2 separate regions of the Mus musculus genome follow, and region 1 is linked to region 2. A link is a loop called in an ENCODE intact Hi-C map of the cell type or tissue named here. Cell type or tissue: left cerebral cortex. All regions are shown on one strand.

What was found. Peaks named below come from ENCODE experiments on the same cell type or tissue, not always from the same donor. Only the 100,000 strongest peaks of a DNase experiment are listed, where the experiment ranks them.
Region 1: a loop joins it to region 2, with 2.6 times the contacts of the local background. A loop is called at or near these places in 2 of 42 quality-filtered maps.

The regions. Positions count from the first base shown.
Region 1 is chr12:111,748,746-111,756,745 of GRCm38, forward strand. It overlaps a transcript of Coa8 not described here. Among named protein-coding and RNA genes, the nearest start is that of Klc1, 6.1 kb to the right of the region's middle. In left cerebral cortex, a CTCF peak has its summit at 3,542 (motif pointing left); DNase peaks (open chromatin) are centred at 1,905, 2,144 and 3,955; H3K27ac peaks cover 1,051 bases.
Region 2 is chr12:112,086,423-112,094,422 of GRCm38, forward strand. No RefSeq gene overlaps it. Among named protein-coding and RNA genes, the nearest start is that of Aspg, 16 kb to the right of the region's middle. In left cerebral cortex, a CTCF peak has its summit at 4,881 (motif pointing left); a DNase peak (open chromatin) is centred at 4,842.

The sequences.
Region 1 (8,000 bases), 340 kb before region 2:
AAGGCCTCGAATTCAGAAATCTGCCTGCCCCTGCCTCCCAAGTGCTGGGATTAAAGGCGTGTGCCACCACGCCCGGCTCTGAGTTAGGTTTAAAGCTGAAGTATGTCAAGGTGCTGGCTAGCTCGTGCCTGTATTAGGGAGGCAGGAGGATTGCAGCAAAGTTAGCCTGAACTGCACATTGGCTCCTAGGCTAGATCGAGGGATACACAGTCTGTGATTCAACCCCTAACTGCCAACAATAGCAAAGAGCCCTTGCCCTGCATGCAAGAGGCCCTGGGTTCAGTCCTCAGCACTGAAAGATCACTTCCTACCACGTAGCCCAAGCTGGCCTCCAGCTCTTTGTCCTCGGTCTCTGCTCCCTCAGAGCCAAGACTACAGGCGCACTGCCACCTGCATTCAGCTTTGCTGTTGATTTTTGTTGCTGCTGCTGCTGTTTTTGTTTTTTCCTTGTTGTAAAAACAGGCAGAATTACTGTTTTGGCCTCGTTATGTATGTGTGTTCACGCATATGTGTGCTGAGAATTGAACTGAGGGTATATAGCCCAAATTCCAATTTATTTATTTGTTTATGTATGTATGTATTTTATGTATATGAGTAACCTGTCTTAATGCACACCAGAAGAGGGCGTCAGATCCCATTACAGATGGTTGTGAGCCACCATGTGGTTGCTGGGATTTGAACTCAGGACCTCAGGAAGAACAGCTTGTTTTAACCTCCGACCCATCTTTCCAGCCCCTCCAAACAATATTTGACTATGTACCAAGATACACTTAGATAGTCCTTAGAGCTCAGATTAGGGAGGTCTAGTGCTCTGTCCCTCAGAGGGTAGCTAAGGCCTGGTGGTGGAACACTTAGCTAGGAGTCAGGGGCTGTAGTTTGAATCTATAAAACAACAAACCCAAAGAGAAGAGTTCAGATCTTCCCAAGGCATAGAAGAAAGAAATGTTTAAGTGTGTGGATGTGGGATTGTGATAGGCAGCCTATTTTGGTTGAATAGGCTATTTTGGTTGAATGGGGCTCGCTCCGGTGACCCAATAGAGAAATCTACGAGGGACCGGAAAGGCGAGCCACGTTCCCAGAATCAGGTGCCTGTCCATAATTCTGTGACTCAGTCACGAAAAGTCCCAAGCTTCTGTCATTCTGGCTAGACTCCACCCCCACAGCTACCTGACTATAGCCAGGTATGCTCCTCCCCACAGTTACCTGGCAACAAACAGCAAGATAGCCCAGCCCACTATAAAAGGGGCTGCTTGGCCCCTCCTCACTCTCTTTAAGCCCTCACCTCTCTTACTCTCTAGCCCTCCTTCTCTCTTTCTCTCCCCCTCTCTCCACATGGCCATGGCTCATCTCTCTTTCTACCGTCTCTCTTTCTCCCTGCCTTTCTACAATAAAGCTCTAAAACTGTAGACTGTCTCTGATCATCAAGGCCCGCTGTGCTTGAATGATGGAATAGGCTTTCTCCTAATGAGCTGCGTCTAACCTCCTGCCAGAGGCCATCCTGTGCTCCAGCCACTGACCTGACCAAGGACTCTCTCATCCGAATGGGAACCATCCAGCGCCCCCTCTCCCCCTGACCTCTCCTCCCTTCGGCCCCGAGGCCCAGTGCCACCCTGTCCCCATTCTGTCCTCAGCTCTTCCGTGGTATCCAGTGTGGGATGCCCAAGGCTGAGAACCTGGTACCTAGGGCTGCCCCTTGTCCACCACCTGCTCAGATGGAGTCAGTGGCTTAACACAGCCAGACACCCATCCGGGGCCACGTGGAAAGCATGCAGCAGTCCTCCGCGTCTGCCCGGAACTCTGGCAGGACGCAGGTTTTCTCCCATCCCTCTTTCCCCCACATCCACAGCCCCGCATGCGGAGATGCTAATTATAGGCTGGGGATAAGCCTGGGGGTGGGGAACTTGCCTAGCATGCACAAGGCTTTATTCAACCCCACCAGCACACACACCACACTGTATGATCCCGTCCACATGAGATACTGAGAGTAGTCAGAACACCCTTACCAGAGTTCCATGAGAACACAGTACGGAACCCAGCCCCTGTTCAGGGCACAGTGCTATACAGGTTTTCCCTGCTGCAAATATGAACTTGCACCCTCCTGAAAAATCCTACTGAAATATCCCCAGTCTCTCGCTAGCAGACTTCCAGGTCCCAGCATCTCATCTGGAGAAATGAATTTATATCCAAAAGGGTATTGGCATCCACACATCCTCCTACCCCACTCTTCCCTGACTCCTGCCTGTGAATCATGGCTGTAGGCTTGTGTTGTGAAAACTCCATCATCCTCAGAAAAGACAGAAGAGGAGACCCCTCTTCTACACTGTGGACCCCGATTTCCTCTTAGAGCTTCTGTGATGCTGCTGTTGTGATCTCAAGACATGGCCTCTGTCATCTTGTCCTCTCTTGTCTGAAGACCGTCAAGTTCCAACTTTCTATTTCAGGGCTGGGCCTGGGAGCCAGGATGTTGGATGTGTTGGCAAGTGCTCTTTTGCCGAGCTGCATCCTTACCTCACAGTGTCCGCCTTACAAGGTGAGAAGGGTCATGGAGATGCATGATGAGGTGGCTGTAAACGGTTCATGTGTTGAATGATGCTCAATATTCGTAATGGTTTAGATGGTAAATTTCACATTGGGTGCACTTTACTGCCATAAAAATAGGAGGAAAGATATGCAAGCAACAGGAGATAATCACAAAACATGTTCTGACTAAGGTCGGATGCTCAGTCCGTAAAAAGGACTCAGTAACAAGATGGCTGACGTTAGGCATTTTGGTGGCGCTTGTAATTCTAGTACTTGAGAGGCAGAGGCAGGAAAATCATGAGCTTGGGAGACATAATGAACCCAAAAATAAAAGCAAAAAGACCTCACCCCACCTCAAAAAAAAAAAAAAAAAAAGAACCAAGCCAAAGAAAGATATGTAATCTCAGGGTGTGGCTCAGTTCCTAGTGCCTGCCTAGCACACAAGAGGCCCTGAGTTCTACTTCACACCACCTATAAAATAGGCATGGAGTATAGAAAAAGTTCAAGTTCACCCTTGGCTACATAGTGACGTAGAGGCCAAGCCTTGACTACATGAGACCCTATGTTTCATAAACAAACCTAAACGTAGATATTGTGGTGGTTTGAATAGGAATGGCCCCCACAGACTCAAGTGTTTGAATGCTTGGCCCATAGGGAGTGACAGTATTTGGAGGTGTAGCCTTTTTAGAGGAAGTGTGTCACTGTGAGGGCGGACTTTGAAATCTCCTATGCTCAAGCTATGCCCAGTGTGGCACATAGTTTCCTTCTGCTGCCTGCGGATTGAAAGTTCCTTTTCCAGCAAGCACCATGTCTGCCTGGTTGTCACCATGCTTCCTGCCAAGGTGACAATGGACTAAACTTCTGAACTGTAAGCCAGCTCCAATTAAATGTTTCCCTTTGGGCTGGTGAGATGGCTCAGTGGGTAAGAGCACCCGACTGCTCTTCCGAAGGTCCGGAGTTCAAATCCCAGCAACCACATGGTGGCTCACAACCACCTGTAATGAGATCTGACTCCCTCTTCTGGTGTGTCTGAGGACAGCTACAGTGTACTTACACATATAATAAATAAATAAATCTTAAAAAAAAAAAAGTTTCCCTTTATAAGAGTTGCCATGGTCATGGTGCCTGTTCACAGCAATAAAACCCTAAGACAGACATATAAATGTGCAGTGAGCATGTGATATTTACAGCATGATAGTCACAGAAAAAAAAATGCAACTTTAATCTGCAAAGAGGGTCTGGGGTGAGGCTCTGGATTCAATCTCTAGCACCACAAAACAAAAAACAACAACAACAACAACAAAAACGAAGCCCTCTAAGACACTACACGTGGGCTGACACGCATGGCAACACCAGATGTCTGAGATGCTTTAATTGTGTTAAAGCAGGAGCAGGCCAAGTCTCTAACTACAGGCGGATGGTGACTCATGAAGGAGTCACATGGGTGACTGTCACTAAGAAAGATGTGACAGCGTCACTACCACACCATCCCAGTGCCATAGTTTTGGGGCAGGCAGAATGAGTAGGTAAAGACGCCAAAGAACCCCAGCCCACATGGGCTGCTGGGCAAACCAGGAATGCAAGTGCCACTGCTTGGTAGGGTTTTCAGGTACACAGCTGGAAAGTTTCCTCCAAACTCTTCAGGTCTCGTCATGTGACAAGACCCCCTTTAATTCCAGCAGGCTGATGTTTGTGAGTTCATGGCCAGTTTGGTCTACAGAGTAAGTTCCAGGACAGCCAGGGCTACATAGTGAGACCTTGTCTTGAAAAAAAAAAAACCAAAATAAAATAAGGATGGGCCTAGCGTTATGTGAGAACAGCTACCAAGACCCTAGACCTCCTGAGCCATGATTGGCAGGAAGTGACATGGTGGCCTGCAGAACTTGGGGAAACCTTAGGTACTCCGTGGGGAAGCTGGCTCATCCATACAGGGCTTAGTCCTCAGCCCCACAGACATTCCTAGGAGAATGTGAGGGGCAGAGCTGGCCAGGCTGCCTCCTGTGGGAGTCCCAGCTCTCGCCAGCTCTCAGCGCCGCCGTCTCACTGGCCGGCTCTCCCCTCAGCCCTGCCATTCTGAAGGCAGCAGCCCTAGAGCTTTGTGCAGGGCAGTTTTGGCTCCGCAAAAAAAAAAAATGTCTGGAAGTTCCATTTTTAGAATTAAAGCCTCAGACGAGAAAGGGTGTGATCGGCAGGAGGAGCTGGGTTAGCCCCAGGGCCGGATACCAGGACGGGTGTGCCCAGTGACTCTACCCAGAGCCTGGCACTGAGGTCAGGAGGGGGCTGCATGCGTCTGAGGGGAGGGGCAGGGGCATCCAGCTGCCATGCCACCCACTCACCTGCCCTCCAGCCCCTCCCAGCCCGAGGGAGGGAGCTTCCCAGGCGACCTCCCAGCCTACCTTACTCTCCCGTTTCCTTCTTCCTATTGCTTCTTCCTGCTCCTCTCTCTTCTTCCTTCCTTCCTTCCTTCCTTCCTCCTCTCCCCTCTCCCTCTCTTTTCCTCTCTTTTTGGGCATTTGTGGACAACTTCATTCTCCTGTTTCTTTTTCTTTTCTTTCTTTCTTTCTTTCTTTTTTTTTTTGTCTTTTCGAGACAGGATTTCTCTGTGTAGCCCTGGATGTCCTGGAACTGACTCTGTAGACCAGGCTGGCCTCAAACTCAGAAATCCGCCTGTCTCTGCCTCCAAGTGCTGAGATTAAAGGCATGTGCCACCACCGCCCAGCTCCTGTCTTCTTAAGACAAATACCTATGCATATTTACATTAAAAAGATGGATGCTTTTTTAAAAAAAAATTAGTAACTAGCACTGTCTCTACTCAGCAGTTCTATTTCTTCTTTCTCCTCTTTCTTCCCCCTTCTTTTTTTTTTTTTTTTTTTTTTTTTTTATTTATTTATTATATGTAAGTACATTGTAGCTGTCTTCAGACACACCAGAAGAGGGAGTCAGATCTCGTTACGGATGGTTGTGAGCCACCATGTGGTTGCTGGGATTTGAACTCTGGACCTTCGGAAGAGCAGTCGGGTGCTCTAACCCACTGAGCCATCTCACCAGCCCATCCCCCTTCTTTTTTAAAGACAGGGTTTCTCTGTGTAGCCCTGGCTGTCCTGGAACTCACTCTGTAGATCAGGCTGGTCTTGAACTCAGAGCTCTGCTGCTTGCTTTGGCCTCCACCTCCCGAATGCTGGGACTAAGGGCGTGCACTCATTTGGCTTTCTAATTCCAGCTTCATCTCAGCATCTGTTACAGGCTATCTCCAAGCCTGCAACGCCAATGAGACTTTGTCTCAAAATCAAACAAAACAGCAGCAACCACAAAACCTAGGGTTTATTTATTTATTTATTTGTTTATGCTTATTATCCAGCCCTTAGGAGGTGAAGCCCAGAGGAACAGACATTCAAGGTCACCCTGACTACATACTGAGTTTAAGGCCAACCTGGGCTACATGAGACCTTGTTTTGAGAACAAACAGAAGGACAATGTTCTGGGCTAACTTTGTCAACTTGACACAAGCTGTAGTCATCAAGAAGGAGAGAGCCTCAGCTGAGAAAACACCTCCATGAGATTGGGCTGTGGGCAAGCCTGTAGTGATTGATGAGAAAGAACCAGCCCACTGTGTGTGGGGCCATCCCTGGGCTGGTGCTTCTGGGTTCTATAAGATAGCAGGCTGATAAGCAGCTCTCTTCCCTGGCCTCTGCCTCCAGGTTCCTGTCCTGCTTGAGTTCCTGTCCTGACTTCCTCCAGTGATGAACAGTGTGATGTGGAAGTGTAAGCCAAATAAACCCTTTCCTCCCTAAATTGCTTTTGGGTGTGGTGTTTTATCATAGCAATAGTAACCCTAGCTAGGACAGAAACCAAACCTTCGAGTTGAGCCCCAGCCTTGTTTCACATTTCTAGGTAGTTTTACTGATCTGTCCAGGTTTGGGAGCAGGGCAGAGGGCCACAGGCTGAAGGAGAAGGAAATAATGAGGCCAGAGAACCACATGTTTCCATTTGGGAAGGGAAAAGGGTGGAGAAGCAGACAGGCAGTGCTACCGTGCTAGCTGCTCTTGCTGGATGGAACAAGACCAGCACTCAGGCTTCCTGGGTCAACATGCTGCATTTGGAGCCACCCTAGTCCCTAGGGTTAGCCAGGGTCCTTTGATGCCCTATGGTGGCACAGCCCCCCAACCCTTGAGCTGGTTCCATGGATGCTCAGAGGCCACAAGGATCTCTGGGAACAAGTGTGAAGGCTTCCCCCTGGTAGCCCTATGTTTGTTCCCTAGGCCCTGTTCCTCTAGGCTCACTGAGATGGGCAGATAATACGTTTGCTTGCCCAATGCATCCTGCTGATTGAGACCTTCCCACTGTGAAGGTAGAGCTCACCTGGACCATGACTCCTGCCTCCGCCAGTCTCCAAGTCAAAAGCACTGAGAAACTCTGTTGTGATCCCTAAAGCTGAGAGACATAATGTCTCTCCAAGAGATAACCGGTAAATCTCGAAGCCTACAGAAGCTGGGCTACATATCTGTAAAATGGGGGCAATAGTGCTCTCTTCAGTGGCTGTGAGGGTCAAATGATCAACAGAGACAGACTAGGGCTGGAGATGTAGTACCTTATTTTGTAGAGTGTTTGCCTGGTATGCACAAACCCAAGGTTTAATCCCCAGCACAGTATAAACTGGGCATTGTGGTGTATGCCTCTAACCCCACCATTTGGGAGGTGGAGGAAGAGGTTCATAAATGTAAAGTCATCCTCTATTCATAGTGAGTCATAGTGAGTTTGAGATCTACTTGGGATATATAAGACCCTACTCAAAACATTTAAAACAAAAAAGACAAAGAAAGAAACAATGTATTCAGCAAGGATGGGTGCTGGTCTCAGAGATCTGAGGCTAGCTGTATAGATCTTCCTTTGCTTCACCCAGCCACCAGGCAGCTGTCCTGCCAAATATTTGAGTAGCAGGGTGCAGTATCCATGCCTTTTGCCTTGGTCAGCTCCTCCCCTGAGGGAGCAACCTCAGTCATTAATGGCTCCAAGAACTGGCAGGAATCCTGACAGTTATGACAGAAATCAAGGACTCAAAGGGCCTGAGTGAGTGTCTCTTTCTCGGGGGTGGAGGTGTGGGGTGTGTGGGGGGGTGGGAACGAGGCAAAGAAAGAGAAGGGTCAGCTTGAGCTTCCTCTCCTACACTGGCCACTGACCACGGTGACAGGTGCCAGGCCAAACTGTGAGGACTGAGAATATAGAACTCTCTGGCTCGAATGCTGTCAGGTCAGAGGACAAGCAGCTGTGTACACTGACCACATTTACAGTAGGGGAGGGGACAGGCAGAAGCCTGGAGGAGGCCTTGGCCAGGCTGGCATGGCCATAGAAGGCTCTTTTTTTTTTTTTTTTTTTTTTGAGGGAATGGCTCTGCCTGAGCCTTCAAGTACCTGGGATACATTTGTTGTGATCTAACTACTTTCTGTGGGAAAAACATGGTCATGGCTATGATGGAGCAGAGG
Region 2 (8,000 bases):
GACAACCTGGACCCCCAGAGCCACCCCAGCAACAGCATCCTGGGGCTGGTTGCTATGGAAATGTCAAAGTGCTATGTTCAGACATGACAAGCACCTGTTAATGTACAAAAAAAAAAAATGGGTTGTGGCGTTGGAATGACAGCAGTTCACAGTGATTAACAAGTACAGAAATAAATCACCGCAAATGCAAATACGTTTAGGGAAAAGAACAAGACAAACCCAGCTTTCCCCAAAATGGAGGACCAGGCTGCTGATCACAAGAGCCTTCCAGCTTGGGAAAGCTCACAGCTCAGCCAAGAGACAAGACCCTTGGAGCACAGCCCCGAGAATGCGCATGAAGAGCTTTCAACCCAGCCGTGACCTGCTCTCTGATTCAGTGGGTGTGGGGGGGGCTTTGAAGGAAGGTTGATGGTCAGGTGGGGAAAATAGACATGAGTGGGACAGGCTGAAGGCATTCTGAAAATGTGTGTGGAGACTCCCTGCTTGCCACGTGCTGAGCCAAACAGGATGTTTGGGCTCTGGGCCAAAGGGAGGGAAAGCTGGGGAGGCACAGAGCACATGATGACACGGGGTCTCATCTTCCATCTGGAAATGTCTGATCCTGGACATCCTAGCCCTGTACTGCTGAGGAATGCACGGGGCACAGGAGGCCTTTGAAATGCCAGGAGAAGGCCAGGCCTGTGATCCCAGCTACCTGCCAGTCAGGGGCAGGAGGGTCACAAGTTCCAGCTCGGCATGGCTTGCAATATTTTTTGTGAGAGATTTACATAAGGTGATGGTGCCTGGTTATAAAGAGACATGTTTTTAATGAGAAGAATTTAGAAACCACGCTTTCATCATAGTCCATTAAAATTGTGCACATGCACAATAAAAACATAGCCTCCCCCTTTCAACTGTTCACCAGTTAAATGCAAACAGCATGTTCCTAGACCACTCTTGCATCAAAGAGGAGATCACAGAGTATAATCACAGCCAGCCAGAAGGAAATGAGACCTTACACTGCTAACACGTGTGAAATGCCCAGGATGTAAGATAACCAGTGCGTGCTCTTTAAAACTCATGAAAACAACTGTGGACATGAGATGGATTTGAGAAGGCGGAGCTAGCAGTGAATAGGGATGGTTGTATCTGGAGCCAGATCCACATATCAGCCCCTCACTGGTCTGGTTAAAAACTAAGGTGCCCACACTATGCTAAAGCCTCACACTTCCAAGGCCAGCCCCTTGCCCAGTTCTGTCAGAAGAGCCCCATCAGCCACAGTGCTGAATGGTGTCTACCAGGAAGCTCTGTAGAGCACTCATACAGGCAGCCCTGCTTCACCTGCACCCTGCTTAAAGCCTGCACAGATGTGAGCTGCCTTCGTCGGTTGGAGAATGGTGGAAGTCTCCAGAAACCCAAGTTTCCAGATGCTCCCTCAGGCCCTGCCTTGCCAGTAACTTTCTACGACATGGCCCTGCAAGGCTTTTTGGGTTTGGTCTGTGTTACAGGCAGCCAGACACATCTCCTATCTGATAAGGTGTGAACTCAAAACAAAACAGAAAAGAATGCATAGCCAGTGAACAAGTGTGGAACATGTTAGTCAGGATCAAAGGCCGACAGAGATGGAGACCCGGACAAGTGTGGTGTGAGCCGTTGTTTCTTCAGGGCTGCTTATTCAGATGCTGAAACTCAAGTCTTGACTCAGAGCAGCTCCACTCCCAGAAAGCAGAGAGCCAGGCCTGGAGGCACATGCCAGTAATCTCAGGACTCAGGAGGCTGCTGCGGGCCGAGCCCAAATCTGAGGCCAGCCTTCGGGATACAACAAAGGCGATTAATTCAGAGAGAGGTCTGAACACTTAAGTTCAAAAACCAGGACTGGGCTGGGGACATCACTCAGTTGGTAGAGCACTTGCCTAGCTTGAAAAGCCCGAGTCTGAGAGACCAGCAAGTGATGCACATCTTAGACCCCAGCACTCAGGAGCGAGGTCTCTGAGTTCGAGGCCAGCCTGCTCTACAGAGCGAGCTCCAGGCCACCCAGGGTCACAAGAAACCCTGTCTTGAAAAGAAATAAAGGAAAAAAGAAAGAAAGAAGGAAGGAAGAAACAAAGAGAAAAAGAAAAGAGGAAACTTTGTTTGACCTCAGCACCACATAAACTGGAGGTGGTGATGCTCACCCGTGCTCTCGCTTTGGGGGCAGAGGCAGGAGGATCAGGGAGGTTCAAGGTCCTCCTCAGGTTTAGTAAGCTTGAAAGCAGACAGGGCTACATGAGATCTTGTCCAAAATAAATCAAAACTCAATTATGCACCTCGAGGGCTTAGAAAAACATGAGCAAGCTGTTCCACAAACCGGTAGGGAGATAAAGGGGGCGGCAGAGACTGATGAGACAGAGAGACTATAAGAACAAAGGGTCAAGTAAACAGAGTTAGTTCTTTGAAAATACAAACAAGATCACCAGGCATTAGCTAAACCCATCAGGAGGAGATGACCCAGGCGATATGAAAAGAGAGCCCGAAGACATGCTTGCGAAATTCACAGGGTCTTTAAGGAGTATTCTTTAAATGTATATATTTAAAATCTGGGGGATCTAAAAGAAATAGATGAAGTCTTAGGAATGTATGTATGATCAGCAGATCTAAAATGAACAATGATGTTAGTGTGGATGTTAGTGTTATTGTCTGACAGGGACTCGGTGTCTCAGGAAATCAAAGCAAGGACTGAACATCAGGACTGTATAAAAGTTAACATCCTTCACGTGGCAGAGGAAACAAGAACAAGGTGACAGGTTGGGAAAACAGCTTTGCTAGCTGAACATCTGACAGTCAAATCTCGGCCACAAAGAAAATCCTCAGCACAGAGAGAACAAGTCAGGCAGTCGGTGGGAAATGAGCAGACGGTCGTCAACAGAGGCACTGGTGGTCAATAAATAAATGGCCCATGCGTGCTCAGCCCTGGGGAAAGACTACACCGATCTCAGCAGTCCTTAGTTACCTGTTGTCCTCTTCCTCCTCTTCCTCCTCCTTCTCCTTCTCCTCCTTCTCCTCCTCCTCCTCCTCCTCCTCCTCCTCCTCCTCCTGCTCCTTCTCCTTCTCCTTCTCCTCCTGCTCATCCTCCTCCTCCTCCTCCTTCTGCTCCTCCTTCTTCACTTTTTGTTTTGTTTTGTTTTCTTGTTGTCAAGGTAGGGTTTATCTGTTTTAGCCCTGGCTGTCTTGCAACTTGCTCTGTAGATCAGACTGGCCTCCGACTCACAGAGATTTGCCTGTCTCTGCCTCCGGAGTGCTGGGATTAAGGGTGTCACCACACCACCCGGCTGTAGTCCAAGTTGAGGCCTTGTGCACTTCCTCCCTTCTCCCCCCCCCCACCATGTTTGCCCATCTGTTTGTGTTTCCTTGTTTAGGGAAGAGCACAATTGGTTATCCAATACCACATGGTCAGCCCTAAAAACATGTAACTGAGTAAGTTGTATTTGTACATTTAGGAATAAAGACAGACATATAGACACAGACAGACAGACATATCTGCAGCAACAATTAAAGAAAAAAGAGACCAAAGATTTGAAAGAGAATGAAATTATATTTTATGTGTGTGTGTGTGAGACTCCAGGCCAGGCACAGTAGTTCACACTTTTTTGTTTTGGTTTGGTTTTTTTTTTGAGACAGGGTTTCTCTGTATAGCATTGGCTGTCCTGGAACTCACTCTGTAGACCAAGCTGGCCTCGAACCCAGAAATCTGTCTGCCTCTGCTTCCCAAGTGCTGGGATTAAGGGCATGTGCCACCACCGCCCGGCAGTAGTTCAATTTATAATCCGTGTGCTTCAGAGGCAAAGGCAGGTGGCTCTCTGTGCATTCAAGGCCAGCCTGGTCTACCTAGAGAGACTCTGTCTCAAAAAGCAAGCAAAAAAAAAAAAACCCAAAAAACAAAACAAAAAAAAAACCAACAAACAAAAACAAAACCAACCTCTCTTGATATTCCATTTTACCCAAGGAATTTCAAATTAACATGTTACAGAGATACCTATACAATGTTTGTTCTGACACTATTCTCTGTGACCATGATAGTAAATCAACCGCAGTGCCTGTCAGCACATAAACTGGTAAGGTGTACACATTCACTGGGGGTTTCCTTAATTGTAAAGAATAAAATTGCTTTTTTTTTTCCAGGAAAAATGGATGAACTGGGAGATCATCCTGCTAAGAAAAATGAAGAGCAGAGTCAGAAAGACAAACGCCCTGTGTTTCCCCAATATCCGGAATCTGGAGTTTTGAAAATATGGACACAGGCGGAAGATGTGAAAGAGGAGTGGGGGGCAGAGAGAGGTTTCCCAGGAGCAGTGGGGGGACAGGAAGCAGAGAGAGGTCTCTCAGGAGCAGTGGGGAGATGAGAGAGCAGCCGGGGGCAAGCAAAAGCAGGATGCACACGCGGGAAGAGGCGGCATGGAGCTGCTGGTTCCTGTGCTAATGTCTCTCTGCCTTTGAGGAGCAGAGGCAGCACAGGCAGGCATCAGAGTCCTGCCAGCAAACACCTTGGGCATTTTCTCTTTCCACAGAGTGGGCTTACGAAAGCCTGGCAGGACCTGTGCCCATCTGAAGCTTCACTGCAAAGGCCAGGCAGTCACTCTACAGGGAGGGAGATGCTGGAGACAGAGCCTGCCTTTCAGTGTGCTATTCGTTATTTGGAAAATGCCACGTTGACCTCAGAGCACGGTAACATTCGAAGGCTCCCGAGGAGTCTGAGATTATCCTGTGCTCTTGAAGACCTGCAATGAGGGAGCAGCTTGCCAGCGTTTACCCGGTGTCCTCCCCTGAAATCGTGTTCTCCAATGAGCCACTTTCAAGAAAGTCTTGGAAGGCTTCCCTAGCATGCGACTTGGTCATTTGGACACCACTGCCACCTACTGTATCGCTTCCAGCACTGCACTTAGCCAGCACCTGAGACATCAGATGTCGGTGACATCCTGTGAGTGCAGGGAGCAGACCTGCACCAACCCACGGAAGCAGGATTTTTGTTTGTTTCATGTGTATTTGTTTTATGGGTATTTTGTATGCATATGTATATGTGCATTAATGAATGTTTGGTGCCCCCAAAGGACAGAAGAGGGCTTTGAATCTCTGGAAATGGGCTTGCAGACTGTTGTGAGGTGTCATGTAGGTACTAGGAATTGAACTTGGATTCTTTGCTCTTAGCTGTGTGGCCATCTCTCCAGTCCTGGAAGCATGTTTATATAGAAGTCAGTGCTCTGGCTCCTTCTGTTTGGCATTGTTGATCGCTTAGTGTCCTAGTTCATTTCTGTTGCTATGATAAACATACTGATAAAAGCAACTTGAGGGTTTCCATCTGCACCTGGAACTGACCCTGTGCCACAGCTCTGCACACCCAAGTATGGCTGGAAGAGAGATGGTCTCCCAGGAGTATCGAAATGCCTGTGAGCACAAGTAAGACCACCACTTCTGCTCAAGTTCCTAACCCAAGAGGGACCCACCAAGAGCCATCAGGACACAGGAACCAAAGAACAGCCAGGGACAGGATCCTTCTGGTTTCTGTCTGCACCCTGGAGCTGACCCTGCCATTGCTCTCCATACCCAAATTCCTACAGGAGAAAACTGGTCTCCCAGGAGTACCAGGATACAGGCTTGCAGAAGGGACAAGCCACAGTCAGAGACAGCAAGAACAGCTAACACCAGAGATAACCAGATGGTAAGAGGCAAGGACAAGAAGATAAGCAACAGAAATCAAGGCTACTTGGCATCATCAGAACCCAGTTCTCCCACCACAGCCAGCCCTGGATACCCCAACACACCAGAAAAGCAAGACTCTGATTTAAAATCACATCTCATGATGAGGATAGAGGACTTTAAGAAGGACATAAATAACTCTCTTAAACAAATACAGGAGAACACAGGTAAACAGGTAGAAGCCCTTAAAGAGGAAACGCAAAACTCTCTTAAAGAATTACAGGAAAACACAACCAAACAGGTGAAGGAATTGAACAAAACCATCCAGGATCTAAAAATGGAGATAGAAACAATAAAGAAATAACGAAGGGAGACAACTTTGGAGATAGGGAACTTAGGAAAGAGATCAGGAGTCATAGATGCAAGCATCGCCAACAGAATACAAGAGATAGAAGAGAGAATCTCAGGTGCAGAAGATACCATAGAAAACATTGACACAACAGTCAAAGAAAATGCAAAATGCAAAAAGCCCAAAATATTCAGGAAATCTAGGACACAGTGAGAAGATGAAATCTAAGGATAGTAGGTATAGAAGAAAGTGAAAATTCCCAATTTAAAGGGCCAGTAAATATCTTCAACAAAGTTATAAAAGAAAACTTCCCTAACCTAAAGAAAGAGATGCCCATGAACATACAAGAAACCTACAGTACTCCAAATAGACTGGACCAGAAAAGAAATTCCTCCCATCACATAATAGTCAAAACACCAAAAGCACAAAACAAAGAAAGAATATTAAAAGCAGTAAAGGAAAAAGGTCAAGTAACATATAAAGGCAGACCTATCAGAATTACACCAGACTTCTCACCAGAGACTATGAAAATTAGAAGATCCTGGGCAGATATCATACAGACCTTAAGAGACTTCACTGGAGTGGACGTAGCATGCAACCCCAGGCTACTATACCCAGAAAAACTCTCAATTACTGTTGATGGAGAAACCAAGATAGTCCATGTCAAAACCAAATTTACAGAATATCTTTTCATAAATCCAGCCCTAAAAAAGGATAATAGATGGAAACCGCCAACACAAGGAGGGAAACTAATCCCTAGAAAAAACAAGAAAGTAATCTTCTTTCAACAAACCCAAAAGAAGAGAGCCACACAAACATAGAAATAACATAAAAAATAGCAGGAAGCAACAATCACTATTCCATAATATCTCTTAACATCAGTGGACTCAATTCCCTAATAAAAAGACATAGACTAACAGACTGGATACATAAACAGGATCTTCACCAATCCTACATCCAATAGAGGACTAATATCCATTGTATACAAAGAACTCAAGAAGTTAAACTCCAGAGAACCAAATAACCCTATTAAAAAGTGGAGAACAGAGCCTAACAGAGAATTCTCAACTGAGTAAACTTGAATAGCCAAGAAGCACCTAAAGAAATGTTCAACATCCTTAGTCATCAGGGCAATGCAAATCAAAATGACCCTGAGATTCTACCTCACACCAGTCAAAATGGCTAAGATCAAAAACTCAGGTAACAGCAGATGCTGGTGAGGATGTGGAGAAAGAGCAACACTTCTCCATTGCTGGTGGGATTGCAAGGTGGTACAACTACTCTGGAAACCAGTCTGGTGGTTCCTCAGAAAATTGGACACAGTAGTACCTGAGGACCCAGCTATACCATATGTAGCAGAGAATGGCCTTGTGGGGCATCAATGGGAGGAGAGCCCCTTGGTCCTGAGGGTGTTTGATGCCCCAGTGTAGGGGAATGCTGGGGCAGGAAGATGGGAGTGGGTGGATGGGGGAGCACCCTCATAGTGGCAGGAGAAAGGAGGAGATGGGGGTTTCTGGAGGGGAGACATGGAAAGGGGAAAACATTTGAAATGTAAATAAAGAAAATATCCAATTTAAAAAAAAAGAAAAGAGATAAAAAAAAAAAGAAGAAGCAACTTGCAGGAAAAAAGGGGGTTATTTCAGTTTGTAATTCCAGGTCACAGACCATGATTGTGGGGACATCAAGGCAGGAGCTTCAAACAGCTAGTCACATTGTATCCACAGTGACAAGCAGAGAGAAATAAGCACAGCACATTACCTGCTTGCTTGCTCTGCTCATTTTGGTTTCTCCACTCATAGACAGTTCTGGACCCCAGTCTAGGGAATGGAGCTGCCCACAGTGGGCTGGGTCTTCCCACATCAGTTAATTTAGACAACCCCTTACAAACATACCCACAGCACATCTCAATATGGACAATCCCTCACTAAATCTCTCTTCCCAAGTTATGTCAGGTTAACAATTAAACCACAAGGGCTGATATAATACGAAATAGCCAGCATGA